2 separate regions of the Homo sapiens genome follow, and region 1 is linked to region 2. Evidence: chromatin loops called from intact Hi-C (ENCODE). Cell type or tissue: PC-3. All regions are shown on one strand. Links, peaks and the distances in the headings refer to the core of each region. The heading gives the core; the rest is flanking DNA.

The links. Peaks named below come from ENCODE experiments on the same cell type or tissue, not always from the same donor. Only the 100,000 strongest peaks of a DNase experiment are listed, where the experiment ranks them.
Region 1: it touches region 2 in a loop (5-fold over the local background); 1 of 110 quality-filtered maps calls a loop at or near these places.

Annotation. Positions count from the first base shown.
Region 1 is chr4:90,490,838-90,501,958 of GRCh38, forward strand. The region is part of intron 5 of CCSER1 (coiled-coil serine rich protein 1); the gene reads left to right. Among named protein-coding and RNA genes, the nearest start is that of CCSER1, 370 kb to the left of the region's middle. In PC-3, for the core only: no CTCF peak of the experiment used is centred there; no DNase peak of the experiment used is centred there; H3K27ac peaks cover 1,660 bases.
Region 2 is chr4:90,541,130-90,552,250 of GRCh38, forward strand. The region is part of intron 5 of CCSER1 (coiled-coil serine rich protein 1); the gene reads left to right. Among named protein-coding and RNA genes, the nearest start is that of CCSER1, 420 kb to the left of the region's middle. In PC-3, for the core only: no CTCF peak of the experiment used is centred there; a DNase peak (open chromatin) is centred at 5,162; H3K27ac peaks cover 353 bases.

The DNA.
Region 1 (11,121 bases), core at 1,966-9,965, 50 kb before region 2:
GTGGTATTATTTCTGAGGCCTCTGTTCTGTTCCATTGGTCTATAGCTCTGTTTTGGTACCAGTACCATGCTGTTTTGGTTACTATAGCCTTGTAGTATAGTTTGAAGTGAGGTAGCATAATGCCTCCAGCTTTGTTCTTTTGGCTTAGGATTGTCTTGGCAATGCGGGCCCTTTTTGGTTCCATAGGAACTTTAAAGTAGTTTTTTCCAATTCTGTGAAGAAAGTCATTGGTAGCTTGATGGGAATGCCATTGAAACTATAAATTACCTTGGGCAGTATGGCCATTTTCACGATATTGATTCTTCCTATCCATGAGTATGGAATGTTCTTCCATTTTTTGTGTCGTCTTGTTTCCTTGAGCAGTGGTTTGAAGTTCTCCTTGAAGAGGTCCTTCACATCCCTCATAAGTTGGATTCCTAGGTATTTTATTCTCTTTGAAGCAATTGTGAATGGGAGTTCACTCATGATTTGGCTCTCTGTTGGTCTGCTATTGGTGTATAAGAATGCTTGTGATTTTCGCACATTGATTTTATATCCTGAGACTGCTGAATTTGCTTATCAGCTTAAGGAGATTTTGGCCTGAGACGATGGGGTTTTCTAAATATACAATCATGTTGTCTGCAAACAGGGACAATTTGACTTCCTCTTTTCCTAATTGAATACCCTTTATTTCTTTCTCCTGCCTGATTGCCCTGGCCAGAACTTCCAACACTATGTTGAATAGGAGTGGTGAGAGAGGGCATCCCTGTCTTGTGCCAGTTTTCAAAGGGAGTAGGTCCAGTTTTTGGCCATTCAGTATGATATTGGCTCTGGGTTTGCCATAAATAGCTCTTATTATTTTGAGAGACGTCCCACCAATACCTAATTTATTGAGCGTTTTTAGCATGAAGTGTTGTTGAATTTTGTCAAAGGCCTTTTCTGCATCTATTGAGATAATCATGTGGTTTTTGTCTTTGGTTCTGTTTATATGCTGGATTAAGTTTATTGATTTGCATATGTTGAACCAGCCTTGCATCCCAGGGATGAAGCCCACTTGATAATGGTTGATAAGCTTTTTGATGTGCTGCTGGATTTGGTTTGCCAGTATTTTATTGAGGATTTTTGCATCGATGTTCATTAGGGATATTGGTCTCAAATTCTCTTTTTTTGTTGTGTCTCTGCCAGGCTTTGGTATCCGGATGATGCTGGCCTCATAAAATGAGTTAGGGAGGATTCCCTCTTTTTCTAGTGATTGGAATAGTTTCAGAAGGAATGGTGCCAGCTCCTCCTTGTACCTCTGGTAGAATTTGGGTGTGAATCTGTCTGGTCCTGGACTTTTTTTGGTTGGTAGGCTGTTAATTATTGCCTCAATTTCAGAGCCTGTTATTGGTCTGTTCAGGGATTCAACTTCTTCCTGGTTTAGTCTTGGGAGAGTGTATGTGTCCAGGAATTTATCCATTTTTTCTAGATTTTCTAGTTGGTTTGCATAGAGGTGTTTATAGTATTCTCTAATAGTAGTTTGTATATCTGTGGGATTGGTGGTTATATCCCCTTTAGCATCTTTTATTGCATCCATTTGATTCTTCTCTCTTTTCTTCTTTATTAGTCTGGCTAGGAGACTATCAATTTTGTTGATCTTTTCAAAAAACCAGCTCCTGGATTCATTGATTTTTTTGAAGGGCTTTTTGTGTCTCTATCTCCTTCAGTTGTGCTCTGATCTTAGTTATTTCTTGCCTTCTGTTAGCTTTTGAATGTGTTTACTCTTGCTTCTCTAGTTGCTTTAATTGTGATGTTAGGGTGTCAATTTTAGATCTTTCCTGCTTTCTCTTGTGGGCATTTAGTGCTATAAGTTTCCCTCTACACACTGCTTTAAATGTGTCCCAGAGATTCTGATATGTTGAGTCTTTGTTCTCATTGGTTTCAAAGAACATCTTTATTTCTGCCTTCATTTTGTTATGTACCCAGTAGTCATTCAGGAGCAGGTTGTTCAGTTTCCATGTAGCTGAGCAGTTTTGAGTGAGTTTCTTAATCCTGAGTTCTAGTTTTATTGCACTGTGATCTGAGAGATAGTTTGTTAAAGCTTCTATTCTTTTACATTTGCTGAGGAGTGCTTTACTTCCAACTAGGCTTCAGAAGATCAAACTTCTCCGAGCTAAAGGAGGAAGTTCGAACCCTTTGAAAAGAAGATAAAAACCTTGAAAAAAGATTAGACAAATGGCTAACTGGAATAACCACTGTAGAGAAGTCCTTAAATTACCTGATGGAGCTGAAAAACATGGCACGAGAACTACGTGATGAATGCACAAGCTTCAGTAGCCGATTCCATCAACTGGAAGAAAGGGTATCAGTGATTGAAGATCAAGTGAATGAAATGAAGTGAGAAGACAAGTTTAGAGAAAAAAGAGTAAAAAGAAATGAACAAAGCCTCCAAGAAATATGGAACTATGTGAAAAGACCAAATCTACATCTGATTGTTGTACCTGAAAGTGATGGGGAGAATGGAACCAAGTTGGAAAACTCTCTGCAGGATATTATACAGGAAAACTTCCCCAGCCTAGAAAGGCAGGCCAACATTCAAGTTCAGGAAATACAGAGATGCCACAAAGATACTCCTCGAGAAGAGCAACTCCAATACACATAATGGTCAGATTCACCAAAGTTGAAATGAAGGAAAAAATGTTAAGGGCAGCCAGAGAGAAAGGTCGGGTTACCCACAAAGGGAAGCCCATCAGACTAACAGCTGATCTCTTGCTAGAAACTCTACAAGCCAGAAGAGAGTGGGATCCAATATTCAACATTCTTAAAGAAAAAATAATTTTCCACCCAGAATTTCATATCCAGCCAAACTAAGCTTCATAAGTGAAGGAGAAATAAAATCCTTTACAGACAAGCAAATGCTGAGAGATTTTGTCACCACCGCTCCTGCCCTAAAAGAGCTCCTGAAGGAAGCACTAAACATGGAAAGGAACAACCGGTACCAGCTACTGCAAAAACATGCTAAATTGTAAAGACCATCAAGGCTAGGAAGAAACTGCCTCAGCTAATGAGCAAAATAATCCGCTAACATCATAATGACAGGATCAAATTCACACATAACAATAAATTAACCTTAAATGTAAATGGGCTAAATGCTCCAATTAAAAGACAGACTGGCAATTGGATAAAGAGTCAAGACCCATCAGTGTGCTGTATTCAGGAGACCCATCTCATGTGCAGAGACACACATAGGCTCAAAATAAAGGGATGGAGGAAGATCTGCCAAGCAAACGGAAAACAAAAAAAGGCAGGGGTTGCAATCCTAGTCTTGGATAAAACAGACTTTAAACCGACAAAGGTCAAAAGAGACAAAGAAGGCCATTACATAATGGTAAAGGGATCAATTCCACAAGAAGAGCTAACTATCCTAAATATATATGCACCCAATACAGGAGCACCCAGATTCATAAAGCAAGTACTTAGTGACCGACAAAGAGACTTAGACTCCCACACAATAATAATGGGAGACTTTAACATCCCACTGTCAACATTAGACAGATCCACGAGACAGAAAGTTAGCGAGGATATCCAGGAATTGAAGTCAGCTCTGCACCAAGCAGACCTAATAGACATCTACAGAACTCTCCACCCCAAATCAACAGAATATACATTCTTCTCAGCACCACATCACACTTATTCCAAAACTGACTACATATTTGGAAGTAAAGCACTCCTAAATTCTTGTTCTATCTCATGAGAGTTTGGTCACCTTTGAAATTTGAACAAACTACAAAATTTCTTTGAATCTCAGGGATTTATCCTTTTGGAAATTTATGCCCAGTTTGTAGACTTCATTAGAGGGATAAAAACAAATGTCTGCAACGTATCTGGTATAGTTGGTGCTCAGTAATTTTATTGAAGACTACCTATTTTTTGCAAATAAAAGTTAAAATAAAATTCTATTACTAAATCAACTCCCTATACCCTAACACCTATGGTCCTAAGTCCAACATATACACTTTTACAACAGTTCACGCCATAGACAGGAAATGGATATCCTGGGGTAGATTTTTTTTTTCCTTCAAAATACTAGTCTTTTTCAGCTCCTCGTACAGCTTTGTTGATGCCTATATCCCTTGTTTTGGTTACTGACCCTGGGTCTCCTTGCCTGGGCACCTGATTTCTGTAGCTTCTGTTCATTCACATTCATTTCAGATGCTCTTATAATTTCTAGTTCCTAATCTTAATCTAGCTTCAACATTGCCCTGCTTGCAAATTTACTACCTTTTAAAATGACTTGAATCTTCTCTATTTTCACAGTTCTTGTCTATTTTTTCCCTGTAACAGTTTGTATGAACACTAATGTGGTGTTCAACCCTCCCTTTCAATTTTAGAGAATTGGATTCTATATTGGAACGTCACTTAAATTTTTGAGTCCTCAAAACCAACCTTGTTGAAATGGTTAATAACTTTGTGAAGCATGTTGTGACTAGAGAATAGTGCTTTAAAAGCTATAAGGATTAGTGTTGTTATGAATTTGACATGCATTAACATGACCATTGTTAATGGACAGCTTGGTACTTAATCTCCCAGGTTGGTTAATTTATTTAGACTTTTGCCTACTTACTTTAGAAATGGATGTCTAGCCATCTGCTAGGCAATTACAGCTTAGCTGCATTGACATCTGCTTTCCTTCATTCTTATAGACGACTGGGTGCTTGAAAAGGCAAATATATAAATAACTTCTCCAAAATAAACAGTACTCTAAAATATAATACAATTAATTACATTTGTGCTTAAAGATGCCCACTAATTTTTATATGGATACTTAAAGAAATTGCAAGTAATTATAATAGAAATGAACAATGATTTATAGATTATATCATAATGTCATTTATTTTTAGTGACAGTTCTGTGAATTATAGCAGAGATCATCATCTTCCATAAGGAGATATTAAGGATCCAATACATTAAATAAGAGGCCCACATTTATACAGTTTGGGGTTCTAGATTATAAATAGATATTTCTATAATTATCAGGCCCCTGCAGCAATGCAATAGAATGGCAGGGAGGAGGAGGAGGAATAATCAAACCACTTTGCTTTTACCACAGAAAGACAGTCAGACATTAAAATGAATTAAAGTCAATTCATGTTTTTATTTAGCTCAGGAAAAGCATTCATTTAAATGACTTTTGCAAAAATCTTTTTATTATGGTTATTTGCTCAGAGTTTAAAATAAACAGAAACCTCTCAAAGAACAAACATTACTTATTTAATAGTGTAACTTTACCCGTACTGGGGAACATAATTTATTAATAGATAACATTGGTTCTGAGTGATTCAGCAAAACCACGATGGATGCCACTTGAAGTCACAACAATTAAAGAAGCTTAACAGAATGGCCTCAGTTTCTATGGTGACAGTTACAGAACTATTCAGGGATAGCATGAAACACATAAAATATTGTGTTCTTTTCAGAAAATGATCTGTGACAGATTTATTTAAAAATAGAAAATAGAAAAAATTATACTCAAACTTATTTCACTCAATAACATCTGTATTTAGGAGTTAGAATTTAATATAAATACATTCAGTATGGAGATTTGCCTCAGAGATTCACATGGAATTAAAACCAAAAAGTTTATCACCAGATTTCCTACATTTCACTGTTTATAAAAGACAAGTAGGTTTTATTGTCTTAGAATTGATTTGTCCTCATAAACTAGGTGTGATTTCAATTTTTTCAGATATTTATGGAGTCTTCAGGTTAACATTGAATGAATGTATTGTTTATTTTAGTTAAACACCTCTCAGTTTAATCAACTATGATTCATTCAATCAATATTTTCCTTTAAATAGATTGAAGGTAACTAAAGAAACCTTAAAGAAAATAAAAGTCATCGGCCAGGCACAGTGGCTCACGCCTGTAATTCCAGCACTTTGGGAGGCCAAGGTGGGAGGATCATGAGGTCAAGAGATCAAGACCATCCTGGCCAACATGGTGAAACCCCGTCTCTACTAAAAATACAAAAATTAGCTGGGTGTGGTGGCTCATGCCTGTTGTTTCAGCTACTCAGGAGTGCTGAGGCAGGAGAATCGCTTGAACCCAGGAGGCGGAGGTTGCAGTGAACCGAGATTGTGCCTCTGCACTCCAGCCTGGCGATAGAGCGAGACTACAAAAAAAAAAAAAAAAAAAAAAGAAAGAGAAAGAAATAAAGGAAATAATAGTCATCAAATACATAGAAGGAAAGAGAGACCAAGATAAATCATTATTTATTTGTTATGATTTCTAAGGTAACAATGTTGAAATGCTAATAATCAAAGTAACATTACAAAGTTATATTTTATTAAACAACAAACTTTTAACAACAGTACTAGTCATCCACATTTTGCATGGTACCTTGTTAACTGAAAACCAGGCATATTGGAACCATGTCCTTGCTTTGATTTAATTTTAGTTACACAGAACCATGCAAAATGAGAACATAGTTCTGATACATATGAGTTTCAGTTAACATGGTACTATACAAAAAGAAGCCTGTTTGTATTTACCTGTTAGATAATTCCTATATTATGCTATGAAGACAAAGCAAGCCAGAACCATTCATCAGTATTAATATATATGGGGTGTATGGAGAGTATTTTGTTCTTTTTTTGTTATTACATCCTCCTCATAACTAAGAATAAAAACACATGTTTACAATATATTTTAGCTACAGAATTTTTATAGTACATCTTAAACAATTTACTTTTACAAACTATTTAAACTTGTTGTTTTTAACCTTGCCAGATTCCACAAAAGAGAAGAAGTAGCTCAATGCAAACATATGTAACGTGATAATAACCTAGAAATTGAATAAAGAATATCAATATAAAGCCAAAGAAGTACACTAATTACTGTATTTGTTATGCTTCACTAACGTTGCATAACAAACAGCTACACATCTCAATGGTCACTGGTCTTTGGAATAACTGTGGTTCTGTTTTGCTTGTCTGGATTAAGCTAAAGAGATGTAACTTGGCTTTATCTAAAGGTGGGATTCAGGTCTAGTATACCTGTCTCCTAAATCTGGCATCAGCAGCTATTCAGGGAAGGTTCTTCTCATGAGGGAGTGCAGGAGGACAAGAGGGTGAGATGGAATCATGAACAGTCTCTTTTTTTTTTTTTTGAGATGGAGTTTCGCTCTTTTTGCCCAGGCTGGAGTGCAAGTTTTGATATACTTGCTATAATTGAGCCTTAATGTTTATTTTGGTTCTAGTAATCCCCACTTATCCATGGGGGATAAATTCCAAGATCCCCAGTGGATGCCTGAAACCATTGTTCATATCAAATCCTATGTATGCTATGTTTTTGCCTATACATACATACATAGATACTTATGATAAAATGTAATGTGTAAATTAGGCACAGTTGGAGATTGACAACAATAATGAATAATTAAATAGAACAATAATAACAATTTACTGTAATAAAAGTTATGTGAATATAGTCTCTCCCTCTCTTTCAAAATATCTTATTGTTTGTAATATTTTCAGACTGTGATCGACTGTGCAGTCTGAAACTGTGATTGACTGCGCAGAACTGAAACTGCAGAAAGCAAAACAAAAGATAAGTGTAGACTACTGTATAATGACATTAAAAATAAGCTGAAACACTGACATTTACATAGTTCTTATTATGTTCAGAATATTAACATTTTGATAAAGTTTAAGTTGAGAGTATCCTCATGAAATCTGATACATACAATAGACTTGAAGTATAAGTTACAAAGTCTTAACTGCCTCATTGTAAATTATAATGGCATGATTATTCCATCAACAATTGTTTGGTTTAATATTATTTCAGTGAAGACAGGTGCCATGCATTTTAGATGATAAAAATTCTAAGTCTTGTCTGTGTTTTCCCTGAAATGAATCAAGGGATTAATGTTTTCCATGCCTCATATTCTTTAAGTCTTCATATTCACATCACAAAAAGAATTAAATAGAAAAGAAATTCTTTATATGTGTTTTAAATACTTACAAGTCTTATATTGTTTTAGAGGTTACAGGTATTATAGAGAAGTGCCACTTAACAATTTAAATAGAGGCAGAAATGAAGACAAAGATTAAAATTAGGCATCATTTTCTCATAAAACGTGAACAGACTTTTTAAAACTCCACTTATAAGTTTTAAAAAATCTCTCTGCAATTGATGAGTTGATTATGTAATAAATATTGAAGCCCTAATTAATTATTTGGAAATCTTTATCAATAAATAAGCCCTATGTTTCTAAAAATAGTTATGAAATATATATGTGTGTGTATATGTATGTGTATATGTGTGTGTGTGTGTGTGCATATGTGTGTGTTTGTGTGTATTTGTATGTGACATTTTAAGGCTTTATTACCATATGGCTGAATCGATGCCCTAATTTCAAATTGTTAATTTGGTACTGTCTTTTAAGTGCCTACTATATGCAAGGTACATATACCAAATGTATGTCTTCCAAATTCCCTTGTTAAAAATCACCTGCCTCTTACTCAGGAACTACCAAGAGATCTATTTCATGTCTCTATATATGAAATGCTGCCCTTACCAATGCTGAAGTGTCTCCCATTTTCTGCCTATTTAAATTTCTTTGATTTCTTAGCAAAAACTGTGCATGTGTAATGAAATTTGGGACACTAGTTAATGGTGCTTGAATTAAACTCTTCATTTTTCTTTATAAGCTTCTCTTGGTTTCTGGACATGCCTTGTGATTAATATCAATATATATGAATTACTCAATGGTTTTGTTTTTATTTTTTTCACACTATCTATTTGCCTGAGCTTGTATGTCTTCATAACCAGTTATGACCAAACCTGTTGTTCAACCCTGGTTCATAACAATCTAACCAAAATGGTATCATAACTCCAGGAGCAGAAGAATTTTTGTCAGATCTTAATGACAATTATAAGCAAGGAAAAGGATAAATGAAATTACATGATTTCTCATGTTCCATCATAGCTTGAGCTTTTAGGGCACCCTCTAAAAGAACTATTTGGACTATTTTGCTATGACCAAGCCATCAGTTGTTTCTCCTTTGGGGTTAATTCAGAAAGCAGCTAGGAATAAGTTTATTTCATGGAAAAACACAAACATGGAGGGACCAAATTAGTCATTTATGGGGACAATTAGATTTTAAAATTGCAATTTTATACACTACATAAAATCAAAGAAGAGAAATTTAAAAGTACTGCATCTAATGTTCCTTTCTTATTAATGGTGTTTTCTGTTCCAGTCACCATTTTGGCTTTCTTCAGAGTTTGTAATCAATAAAGACCCTGGCGTTTGAAGGGCATATTATTCTTTTTCCCTTTTTTTCATGCTAGAAACATCATCTCTATGAGTTCATCATGTACTCGATTAATTCTCAACAGCTGCTCTTTAATATTATTTTGAAGCCCCAGATAGTTGATCTGTGTTTTGAATTACCCACAGTGTTCTAAAATGGGCATCTATATGTGATTTTTATAATCAGGAAAAAATAAGAGTGAGAAAAGGTCATCATACTTGATCCACATTTTTTTTTTTTAGACAGTTTTGCCCTATCACCCACGCTGGAGTGTAGTGGTACAATCACAGCTCACTGCAACTTCCATCTCCCAGGATCAAGTGACTCTGGTGCCTCAGCCCCCTGAGTAGCTGGAATTACACACGTGTGCCACCACGCCCAGCTAATTTTTCTATTTTAACAGAGTTTGGATCTCACTATGTTGGCCAGGCTTTTTTTGAACTCCTGGCTTCAAGTGATCTACCCGCCAACTCCTCCTAAAGTGCTAGGATTACCGGCGAGAACCACTGCTCCCGGCCCACATCTTTTGTTTAAATCATATTTATATCATTTTACCTGGAAATAGCATTACAGCATAGACTTGGAAGAGAAGCAGCCAAGAAAACAAACAAGCAAGAAAACAAACAAACAAATAAATTAATATTTTTATTATAAAGTTTGAAGACCTATTCTGGTGGCAATGTGCTATGTGATTTCGAAATTATGCCCAATATAGGAAATTAACAGTAGCCCTGCATTGCTTCAGAGTTTTATTATTTTTCTAAGTAAAATATATATGATGATAATAATTGGGAAACAAAGGAAAATAAAATAAAATTCTGACTAAAAACAAACAAAAAATAAGATTGTTTCTGAAGGAGAATATGGCTCTATATATTCTATATAAAGAATATATAGAGCAAACAAGTATAGTCTAACTTAATGAAGTGTTTTCACTCTTGTCATTTTAATTGGAAAAAATTTATTCTAGAAAGTAATATAGAAAGATAATAAAATGACATATCGATGAGGAATTTATCCCTTTGTACCTTTGCTGACCTTCATTACAGATTCATTTTTAAATCATTTTGTTATTGATGGTAATAAATATATTTGATATTCACAGGAATTTCACTTGAAAAAGATAAAAGATTTCATAGTAGTAATAGAATGTTGGCTAAGTAGCTAATTATTGCATACTTAAATTTCCGGTCTTTAAAGTGACAAAAATTCTAGATCTTGCAATTAACGATATTAATATGTGTTGACATAAAATGAGACTGTGTTGATCTAGGGGTGATAAACACTGCCATTTTTGGAGGATTATGTTTTAGCAAGTAAATTGTGTCCTTTGACTTAATAATAATTGCTTCTCGTTTGTCTCCACTCTTTTCGTTTTGCTTCGACTGTCCACAACAACCAGCTTTGTCCTCTAGAAGCATTTTAATTTTATCTATGACAGTTCAACTGTTACTCTCTATGCTCACAGTGGGAAAATGTCAGTGGAAAAATATCAGTATAAATATGATTTTTGTAAGATGCAAACATTTTGAAAATATAATCTATATGCCCACTTGTCATGTGTTTCTAAGCTGTACTATGTTGTTGTGGAAAACATTGGAAATTTATTTTTTAAAGTCGCCTAGCAGATGAAGGAAACACAATTAAGATGATCTTTTCCTAAATATACTTTGGCCCTTTATATGTAGACTGCAGTTATATTTTTATGTATTGTATACCTTGTTAATTATCCAAAATTATTTTTTTAAACTTGATGTTAAATTGCTTTATAGAAATAAATTTATCATCTTTTATCAACGGTTAGCTGTCATAATTGCTGATAGGACTAATGTAATAATTACATTTT
Region 2 (11,121 bases), core at 1,590-9,589:
GCAAGTAAAGAAGAAAATGAAGAGGGTAAAAAGAAAGTAATTGGAAGAAAAGGATGTAGAAATTGCTGAGTATCAAAGCAAGAAGACAGAGAACGACATGAGTAAAATAAAGACATTGAAGAAAGTCTGAGAAAAAAGCCAAATGTAAGAGAGAATGAATACTCTCTCTACCATTCGCTACTGCTCATTAAGATTATAATAATAACAGTGTTGATAAGTTAAATTTTTTGCCTTCAAAGTCAGCTTTTCTCTGCCTTGCTACAAGATACTGAGAAAATGTGGAGAGCCCCGATTTAGCTGTTGGCCTTCAAATCTTATCCCAAACTCTATAAAGTGACTGATCTGGAGCAAGTTACTTAACAACTATGAATGTGAGTTTACCAATTTGTAACACGGTGAAAGTTAGCAAAGGAATTAAATCCAGGAATGACACATAGCAAACTATACCACTATACCACACACAGGAAGTCTTCTTTATATGTTAGCTGCTATGTATAAATATATGTAGTGTTCTCTCCTGTTCTCTCTCACTCTCTCTCAATATATGTATATAGCAGCTAATATCTGTATGCATATATATTTGATTTATAAATGTTATGATGTTATGTTATTTATAAATGTTATGATGTTATGTTTGAAAATAGTTTGAAACTGTTTTCAAAACTGGCACTTTTATTTTGTGGATACAAATAAATGTTTTTCTGTCATCCTACTGCCACAAATTCTTTTCCTGAAAATGGTTTAAAATGTATTCAACAACAGCATTATATATCTAATGAAACTTGTCACTTAATTTCTTCAAGTTCTTCATTCCATATTATTTATTTCTTAAAAATTTGAGAATCAGATACTTATCAATTTACTTTTTAGTTTAGTATGATTTCATAAAATTGTAACATTTATAAATTATTATATAATTTGCTTAGTAATAGTCATACGACTCAATATTTCAATCAGATTTTATAACAATTTGTTTGAAACTTTGAATTGTGATAAAAGAACTTTTCAGAGATAAATTCAGATTAAAAAGCAAAAAAATTTAAAAGCCTTTTGATGGGGAGTACCAGTTACTTGTCCAAATTGAGAGAAAAAGAAACAGTCATCAAAATGACCAAGAGTAATATAGCCTCAGATTTCTCTTTGTTACCTGATGACACTATTTAAGATGGACTGTCAGATCCCATTAGGTTTGCGGATAATATTCTGCAGATGAGATGAAAATGGAGTTTTCGCTCAGCAGGAGGAAAGTGAGAAGTACACTTATTCTAGTCAGGCTCAGAGATGTTATTCTTTTTCTGTTGTTGCTATGGGATAACATTGCATCAATAACAGGAAAGCGATCCAACTAAGCTTCATGCACCGCAATCAAGTTGTTTTGATGCAAATAAGGTTCAGTCACTTAGGGTACTCAGTTATGACAAACTGTGCTAACAAACTATAAATCAAACCTGAGCTGAATTGCAAGTGTATATGCTAGATAAAAAAGAGGAAAAGCTTTTATCTTTTAGTAGACTTAAGAGTTATTTTGAATAACTATAAAGACCTTTACAATATTTACTGCAAAATTAAAGTATAAATGTTGTTGTTGATAATTTTTAAAAGTCAATTTTTATTGTCCCAGAAATCCTAATGGAGTTTTTATTAAAACAATATTATGAGACAAGTAAGCCTATGTTATATTTGGGATAGTATGTTTTTCTAGCATACATAAACAAACCTCTGATCATAGCTCTTTTTCCCTTTCATTTTGAAATTGTAGTTGGTCTGGAGAATGAGGAAAAGGAATTTACTAAAATTATTTGCTCTTTAAAAAGTTATGCTTATGTATTATACATATTCACATTTAATTCAAAATCCTTATTTTTTAAAATTTTATTCATAGAAACATTGGCATTTAGGGCCCATATATTTACCTGACTGACATTTGCTGGTAATACATGTCTGTCAAACTAAAGTATTAGAAACTGAATAGATTTTGAACTAGGAGTTCACATGCAATTGCCCATGTTTCATACTGTTGTATCATTTGTTCACATTTCCTTTAGTGGTTGTGGAATAGAAATTATAATAGCCATATATAGAGAGACCTTACATGGAGCCGAAAGAATATATATCAACCTAAAAACACACTGAGTTACTATAAGAATCTTAGCCATGTGTATCTAAATTTTCATTTTTCACTGCCAGGTGCAATTTGAGAATGAATCTTTCCTACATAAGAAGACATTGTAAATATGCAGGTGGGCCCTAAATCCTGCATTTGTAGAGCAGTCATACTGTGCTAGCTTGTAGTCATAAATGTTTCTAGATCAGAATTAGATTTGGAAATTTAGCAACCAATGAAAATAAGCATTTCAAAACCTTGTGGGTGATTGTTTTTTGTTTGTTTTTAATTAAGTCTGAAGAGAGTGCACAGAATGTCACACAGTAAATAGATGCTGTCATCTTTCATTACCAGGCACCCCATGACAGAGTCCATTGCAGCAGAGCTGAGGACCTTCATATCACAAAATGAGTTTGCTTATCAGGCATAGAGTGAAATGTTTCTGTATCTCACAAGAATGTCTGATATTATGCTTCTTTAACTGCACCTGTAAGCCTGTTCACTGCAATTTAAAGACAGTATCATATGTAACTTGAAGTCATTTTCAACTGGCCATTTGCTCACTCTTAGAATGAGTTTTCTAATTAATAAATATTTTTGAAGACATGGTGAATAATTGGTCAGATATAGTTAGGATTAGTATTAAACCCTCGGATCTGAAATTGTGATGAAAGGGTCTGAGATTTCACCCTGCATCTCAGCTAATGAGTGAGCCTGTCACAGTTTTACAGATATTGACAGAAAGATATGAGGCATCTGTGTCAGAGACAAGAGTTTCTTCCAGTAAAAGCAGCAGTCGAAGTAACATTGTAATGCTGTTCCCTGAGCCCCAATTCCCAGGGGACTACCGGATGAGGGCCAGGTGATGCCTGCACGTGTGAGGGGTATACTACAGAAGAACCGTGAGATTAGAAGACTGTTTTTTATAGAAGCTATTGGAATCCTTTGTCGTGGAGAAAAACGTTATCTTTATTACCCTGTGCAAAATTAGGAAACAGTCCAGAGGATCATCCTCACATTTGAGCTCAGTTGTAAGTCCAGGTGTCCCCCAAACCACCTTAAGTATTTATAATTCACTGCCTGGATGAATAGAACTCACTGAAAGCTGTTATATGCGTGGTTATGACTTATTATGTCAAAAGAATACAGATTAAAATCAGCCAAAGGAAGAGATGCATGTGGCAGAGTCTAGGAAAGTTCCTAGCGTGAAACTTCTGATTCTCCTCTCCCAGTGGAGTTACGGACAACACTGATTTTCTCTGCAACCCTGCATGATAATATGGATGGAGTATTGACAAACCCCAGAAGCTCATCAAAGCTTTGGTGTCCAGAGTTTCTGTGGAGGCTCTGTTATGTAATCATGGTCTACTGCCCGTATGGCTAGTCTTAGTCTACAGCCCCTCCAGTGTGTGAGCTGAAATTGTGACTGAAGAACTCCACCCCAAATGACATCTGGTGTGACATTTTCTACCCTAATTCCTATTGTTAGAGTATCTGGTATGATCCAAGTCCCTCAGGCAAGCAAAGGCACTCCCATAAGTGCCTTTTATGAAATTCCAAAGGCTTAGAGACCTAGCAAAAGCCAAGGAAAAAGACAAGACATGAATTTGGGCGATGTTAAATTATTTATTACAATTCTTAGAATGTAAGCAGATCTCTCTGGGGAGGGGAACAAGATGTGTTTATTTTTATCATCTCTGTCTTTCCAGAGCTTTCTGCTTATACAAATATTTCTGAAAAAAATAGTCCTGGAGCAAATTGGCTGTTAATGTCTAGATGTGTAGATTCATGGAGAAAAGCCTGCCAACAATTAGCTAGTGCTTTGCATTTGATAAAACTCATCTTTTGAGATTCCCTCTTTCAAATTTCTGGCTCTTTGGGTGGACTAAAGAGCACTTCTTTTCAAGCTGTATTTATTAAACCTAGAGAAAGTGATCACACTACTTTTAGTAGCTTTTATGTTGGTAACAGAGGAAGTCTTTCGACATTGGGAAGGTTTTTTACTTCCCTCATGCATACATATATGTGACTTGACCAAATTTAGAAGGTTTTTGAAGGGAACAGAAATCACAGATTACCTGCAAGCAAGCAATTTCATGAGATGGCACCACTGAAATTTATTTCAATTTTTTCCCTCCTAAAAACAAGGCGATTTTCTTCAATGACTATAAGGTTAACAAAACCTAACCATGATTTATAATTTAAATATATAATTTCATGTGTTTCTTAAAATGATATTCCATTGCTGAGAGTGACAGTCTCCTCTCTGCCTCGAAACCCTAATAGTTGGAAAGGAGAGGACAGGTACTCTGCTTTCTAATCCTCCTGCCTTCAATCATTACTCCTCATTCCTATTAATACACTTATATTTTTAGCCATGACTATTCCTCACCCTGCCCCTCCCAAATTCACTTTCCCTTTAGATACTTTCATGGATCCAAAAGGAAAAGCGATGCTTCTTTTTATCCATTTGGTTCAAGCATGAATATCTTTCCTTGATATCTCATAGTAAACTTCGGAACATTTAAAAAGATTTTTGTAAAAGCTAGGATAACTTTTTCAAACTATTTTCCCTAAAACATAGTTTCCTTTAAAACAAGAATTTCACTGTCAAATACATTTGGAAAGTGTTGTAAACAATATTTTCCTCTAGGGAAATTCAAAATACACATTATGCCTAAAAGGCTGTAACAAAATCCTGCAGCAAAATTTAGACAGAGGAACAACAATAGGTAAAATAAATACAGAGTACAGCATGCAACCAACACAGTTTCTTATAAGATATAGTTTGTCCCTTATGGCATCAGATGTGAGTTTCAAGGGCTGCCTTTTATGTGAAAGAGTCATTTCTTAGCCTTCACACCCAGAAGCATTGGCTGAAATAGTTTGACAGCTTAAGGTCTAGACCTAAGAAAGTGAAGCTCATTGAAAGAGGTTATTTCCTCTCCTGCTTACCTAATACTTTTCTTCTAAGTTTTTTCCTTTTCTCTGTGGATACTGGTATGACTAAATCTACCTGGGAAGAGTAAGTCCTCAGGCTATGGCTTCGCTCTGTGACCACAAAGGACTGCCAAATTCAGTGTAAGACAATGACTTAATAATTCTTAGATAAAATGTGGTAACTAGAGCAAACAGGAAGTAGTGGAGCTAACAGTGTTATATTTCATTGTGTGCAGTTGATATTTCATAGGTATAGCTTCTGCATATCCCAGGGATCAGAGATATGCTCTGCCCTGAATAATGGCTGAATTAATTGTTTATTTTCCTAGATATGACTTAGTATGTTTGACTATGCATTAGTATGCTAATGGTGTATGTATAGAACAACTAAAGTCAAAGTGAGGCAATTTAGTAGAAAATAATTTCAATTCCTTATTTATGACAAAATTTAAGTCACATTTTAACTCAGAAAATGAGTGACTTTTAATAAAAAAAATTTCCTATAAAAGATACTGATTTTCTTTTTACTGGAAACAATATTTTTCAACATTGTGTTCTTTCTTCGAGAGCTTAGCATCCCCTAAATATGAGAATCATCTACTTAAGGAACTTGAAATTCCTGAGAAGACACAAAACATGTATATATAAATATACTACAATACATCAGCAAATAGTCATTCTTTTTCAGGTTTACCTTATTTTTTATTCATTATCAAATCTGCTTTTAACTTTTTATCAGAAGCAGAACACTAGATTTAAAGGCTTTCCAAAGCCTAATGAGTAAGTCCAGTGTTCTCTCTGTGAATATTGCATACTTAAGGCTGTCATGTTTTGATTAAGCATAAGCTTTAATAGATTTGCTGGAATAATTATTAAAATATTTGAAGACCTACATTTCATACTGGAAAGGTCAGAAAGATAAAACATACATTAGCGGATAAATTCATATGAGATAAGTTTTAGAAAAATTAATTTCATGGTATTTATGACTTTTTGGAGTGATAGTTTGTTGATGCCTATTGTTAATGCCAATACAATGTGACACAATTAAATAAAATAAAATAAAAAAAAGAAAAAAAAAGGTGAAGAATAGTTGTGTATTTTATAAAGATTTTTTTAATCTTTATACTCTTGATTTACTCTTTTGAAACTGTTTCTATTAGAAATGCCTGATGCCACATTTTTAAACAAAGTGTCTATTTCTTCACAATTTGTATCCAGGAAAACATCATTTCTATTAATATGCCAGTGCCAGAGAGAAACATATTAATACACTTTCACTTTCATTTTTATACTGACATTTTATTTTTAGTCTTGCAGTCTAATTTTTTTTTCTACCTGAACTGTCTTATGGACTAGGTAAACTTAAACACGTATCATTCCTGAGAAAGGAGAAAAAAATGAAAACATACTCTATGTCTTATCCTTTCAAAAACTTTAAAAGTTGGAATTCTGAATTCGAGAAAGCATTCAGAAAATAACATTCTAAGGAAAATATCCTAGTTCTTTCTCTAAAATACACCTCTGCTAAATATTATCAGATATATTTTCACTGATCTTAACTTCGAAAATGATTTCAAATTAAGGATGACTTGCTAGACATAAGATAATTTGGCTCTAATTTTTTTGTACCTTTACAAATTGACTTCAATTCAGAGGAAAATGATTTGTGAAAAGTCTACTTTATGCCATTTGATTTATATAACAGTGGCAAAATATGCCTAACTGGTATGTGAGTAAAAGATATATTTGCTAAGTTATTATTTGCTAAACAAATCTCCAAATAAATAGGGCCATCTTTTAGAAAACGTATAATTGATGTTTTAGCTAAAATTTTACTCAAATGAGGTAATGAGCAAGGCTAAGCCTCACGTTGGTATTGAGTGTGTATTCTTACATCTCTGAAAGTGAGGAATGGACAAGGGCAATCATTCTGGGATGCTATTTGCATTATAGACCAGAAAAAAAAAATTATAATGACTTTTAAGAGGGCCAAGTCTGGATTTGTTAGAAAACAAAACTCTGGTAGTGTGTAGGACTCTTACGCAGCTAAAGGAAAAGTAAGGTGGATTAATTTATTAGCAGTCACTTGCTCCACTCCAGGTTCAGGCTTCAACAGTACATCCCAATCAGCCCTTTAAAGTGCCCCTTATCTGTGCACCACTCATCCTTCAGCCCCACATTCAATCTTTAGGGCCTACTTGTCTGTTGCACATGAGCATACACACACATATCCCAGCTGGCACAAGTAATGTTATCTTCACTGACAATTTCAAAGGACGCAAGGAAAGGGGAGCCTGGCACCTGGGTAGAGCCTCTGGGACTCATGACTCCGAGGGTGGCTAGAGAACAGATACACCAAACATCGTGAAGGTGCCTAGAAACTCTAAGACTCTAGGTCCTTGGATTGTAGGGCTTCAGCCTAGTATGACGTGTCTCCTAGTGAGTGGTAGGACCTGGGAAACTCCTATTGGTATTTGTGTCATGCTAAGCAGAATTGACTTAGAAAAGTTAGTTACAATAACATCTTATAAGCAAGGTTTATCATTTAAAGATATATATATATATATATATATACACACACACACAGACATATATACACACACATACACACACATACTAGCATATTCTTTATCAATAAGTGATTACTCTGTACTATTTTCAAACTTCAGAATATCAAAGTTCAAAAGAATCGTTTGAAAGAGTGAGGGTAAGAGGTTTTAATATGTAGTTTTCTGAGCCTTGTTCTTAGACTCTGAATCAAGATTGAGTTGGTTTGTTCTGGAAACCAAGAATTTGCTAGCCAAACAAACATCCATGCTGGATTGAATAACAACAGTCTTAGGAACACACTTTACAAAGCATGACCCCACTGTAATTGTACCTATCAACATTTATTTTGCAGTATATAATATGTGATGCCCAACCACAATAGTGTGAGCATTTTTCACTAATCATCCACTGCTGTTTCCTTCACTGCATTCTTTCTGTAATGCTTCATTTAACAAATGTTAGTTGGCCATGATTTAGCAAAACATGATGTCTACCCATTAATAACCTGTATCATAATATGAGAACATTTCATTCACTTAATGTTTGCTAAGTGTCTATAATACAGAAAGATTTACAGTGAAACTCCTCTTTCAACAAACTTTATCAGGAAAATTGTCACATCTAGAAACACTCACAAGAAAATGAAGAAAGTAAGAAGTGCCATAAGAGAAGTCACGATAAAAGTTTTTCCCAGAAGGGGATTGCTTTAAGCTTAGGGTAGTCATGAAAATAGAGTATTTCAGGTGATCATTCATGGCACTGTTTAAATATGAGTCAGGCTGTGAAACTCAGGGCAAGGAGAGAAGCAGTGGCAGATGAAGGGAAGGTTTAGGGTATGCACAGGGAACTGTGTACCATATGCGTATATAGAACACATTTGGATATCACATAGGATAAGTGAATAGCAATAAGGTAAATTTGGAGCTTGGTAAGAGAACCTTTTGAATGCCAAATAAATAAATAAGGACTATAAGCCTTACTGTGTAGATGAGGAAATGCCAGTAAGGGTTGGGGTACCAGGGCAGTATATCATGAAGATGTTCCAGGTAAGTTTGTGATGAGTTGAAGTGAAGGAAACTGTTCTATAGGAGACCACAGAGACTAGATAAGATGTAAAAATGCCTGAATTTAAGTACATAATAAAAGGAAAATAATGTAAGGAAAATTTAAACAATTATATTGAATAAGTCTTGGTAACTACTGGACATGGGGGAAAGGAAAGAGTCAAAAAACAATGCCCAGAATTTGAAAGCTGGGCAACTAAGATTATTGTGGTGACAAGAACAAAAAAAAATTCTTTTATTATTATCAAAACCTTGCATTAGATCCTTTGTAAATATTTAAATTAATCTTCCTCCCATCTTAGAATTTGGAAAGCAGGGAAGGGGGTCCCAGGGGAAGAGTAGCCAGTGGACAGTTGAGGAGAGCAAGGGGTAGTTATAAAGAGATTCTTGATATGTCTTCCTGTATCACAGGGCGTGCTAAACTTTCTTTTTCAAGGGCGGATGTGTGTGTGTTTACAGCATACTCAAAGTAATGTTTACCCTTGAAGCACATTATTTATTGATATATTTACATTTATTGAACATGGAAATTCTCTAAGAGGAAAATAAATAACTTAGGTACTTGACTTTCATGAAATTTATTTTCTTTATTTACTTAGTAATCCTATTAGTTCCTGTTTTGTTTGAGATTCTATAGTATTGTTTCATTTAGCCAAATATTTCAAGACAACTTTTTGGCAGAAGAACTTTTCATTTATTTGCATTTCTTTCACAATTTTATTTTCTAATCCATTTAAACTATCACAAATTAATATAGAAAAATATATTATTGAGGCAAACAAGTTTTTGTGAAATAAATTGAAACCCAAAAGGATGAAGAATGTCATTGACATAAAAGTGTAATTGTTCTTCAATGTAACCTTACAAGTATAGATATAATATATCATAATTGAAAAAGAAGGAAGAGGGAAAACTAACATCCAAACCACTTGAATGAAGTAAGTTTTTACACAGCAAAAATATATACGACTTTTATTTGTCAAGTATACTTTAATAATGCTGGGGGTGGGTGGAATTAATTAGCAGTAAGTTGGGGGGAAAAGTAGATTACGTGGTGGCCATTGTAGTAGTTGAGAGCCCTTCATAAATGATTGTTAACATCGTTCTAGTTGCAAATATTATCTGAATATGAAATTCATGCTACCGTCATTCTGAATACTTTTATTCTTGAGTTTATTTTATTAAGACATTAATATTGTTTTCATGATCATCATCATAAGTGTGACCATCTCCCCTCTATTCTACCTAGCACTATTTTTCTTCTAGGAAGTGCATGTGGTGTTTCAGCATATTTTACATTACTTTGGTTACAATTAAGTGAAATTTTATGTCATAAATTTATATAGTTTAGAAGCTTAGTTTATAAGATCTTGCTATGGCTTTCTATTTCTGGGAATGATGTTTCTGACAAAAATGTGTGATAGAATGCATGATAGTTATCCATTTCATTCCCTATGGCTCTTAGTGTAAAGTCCAAATCTCTTCACATGTTTTATAAAAGCCAGTAAGATCTGGTACCTGCTTTTTACTCATGCATAGTTTTTCTCCCTCATATTTCATATTTTGCCCTCCAGTTTTACTAAATTTTAGTTTGTTCCCTGAAAATGACTCTGGTTCTTGCTTGCAGGCCTCAGAGCGCACTTTTCTATCAGCCACAGTACTTTCTTCTATGCCCAGCCTTCCCCTTCCCATCTTTTGCTTGGCACCTAAGCATTTTTCATGTCTCAATTGGTCCCCTGTGCATCCTTTAGGTTTCACTTTCTCTGGAGAGGCTTATGAATAGCCCCCAAATACAATGGGTGGACCTCAACTCTATATCCAAAGAATTTTGTGCTTCTATTTTCATTTCCCATGAAAATATACAAAATACTTCATTAAAAAATATAATTCTCTCTCTCTCTCTCTCTCTCTCTCTCTATATATATATATATATATATGTAATTACCTGTATTCTTGTCTCTTATCCCCACTAGACCCTAAGCCTTGTAAGGACAGTCTTTGTCTATCTTATTTTCCCTTTGTCTTAGTCTGTTCATGCTGCTGTGACAAAATATCTGAAGACTGGGTAACTTTTAAAGAGCAGACATTGATTTTCTCATAGCTCCAGAGGCTGGAAGTGCAGGACCAAAGTGCTGGCAGGTTTGGTTGTCTGCTGAGGGCTATTCTCTGTTTTCAAAGTGGCACCTTGATGTTGCATCCTCTGGAGGGAAGGAAATCTGTGTCCCCACATGGAGAAAGGCAGAAGGGAAAGGGAGCTGGACTCAGCATTAAAGCTCTTTTATAAAGACCTTAGCCCCATTCACAAGGGAGGAGAGCTCATGGCTTAATTGCTTCTTAAAGGCCCCACGACTTAATATTAATACTATCACATTGGCCATTAAGTTTCAACACCTGAATTTTGTAGGGGACACATTGAAATCATAGCACCATTGTATCCTCAGCATTTAAGCATAGTGGAGG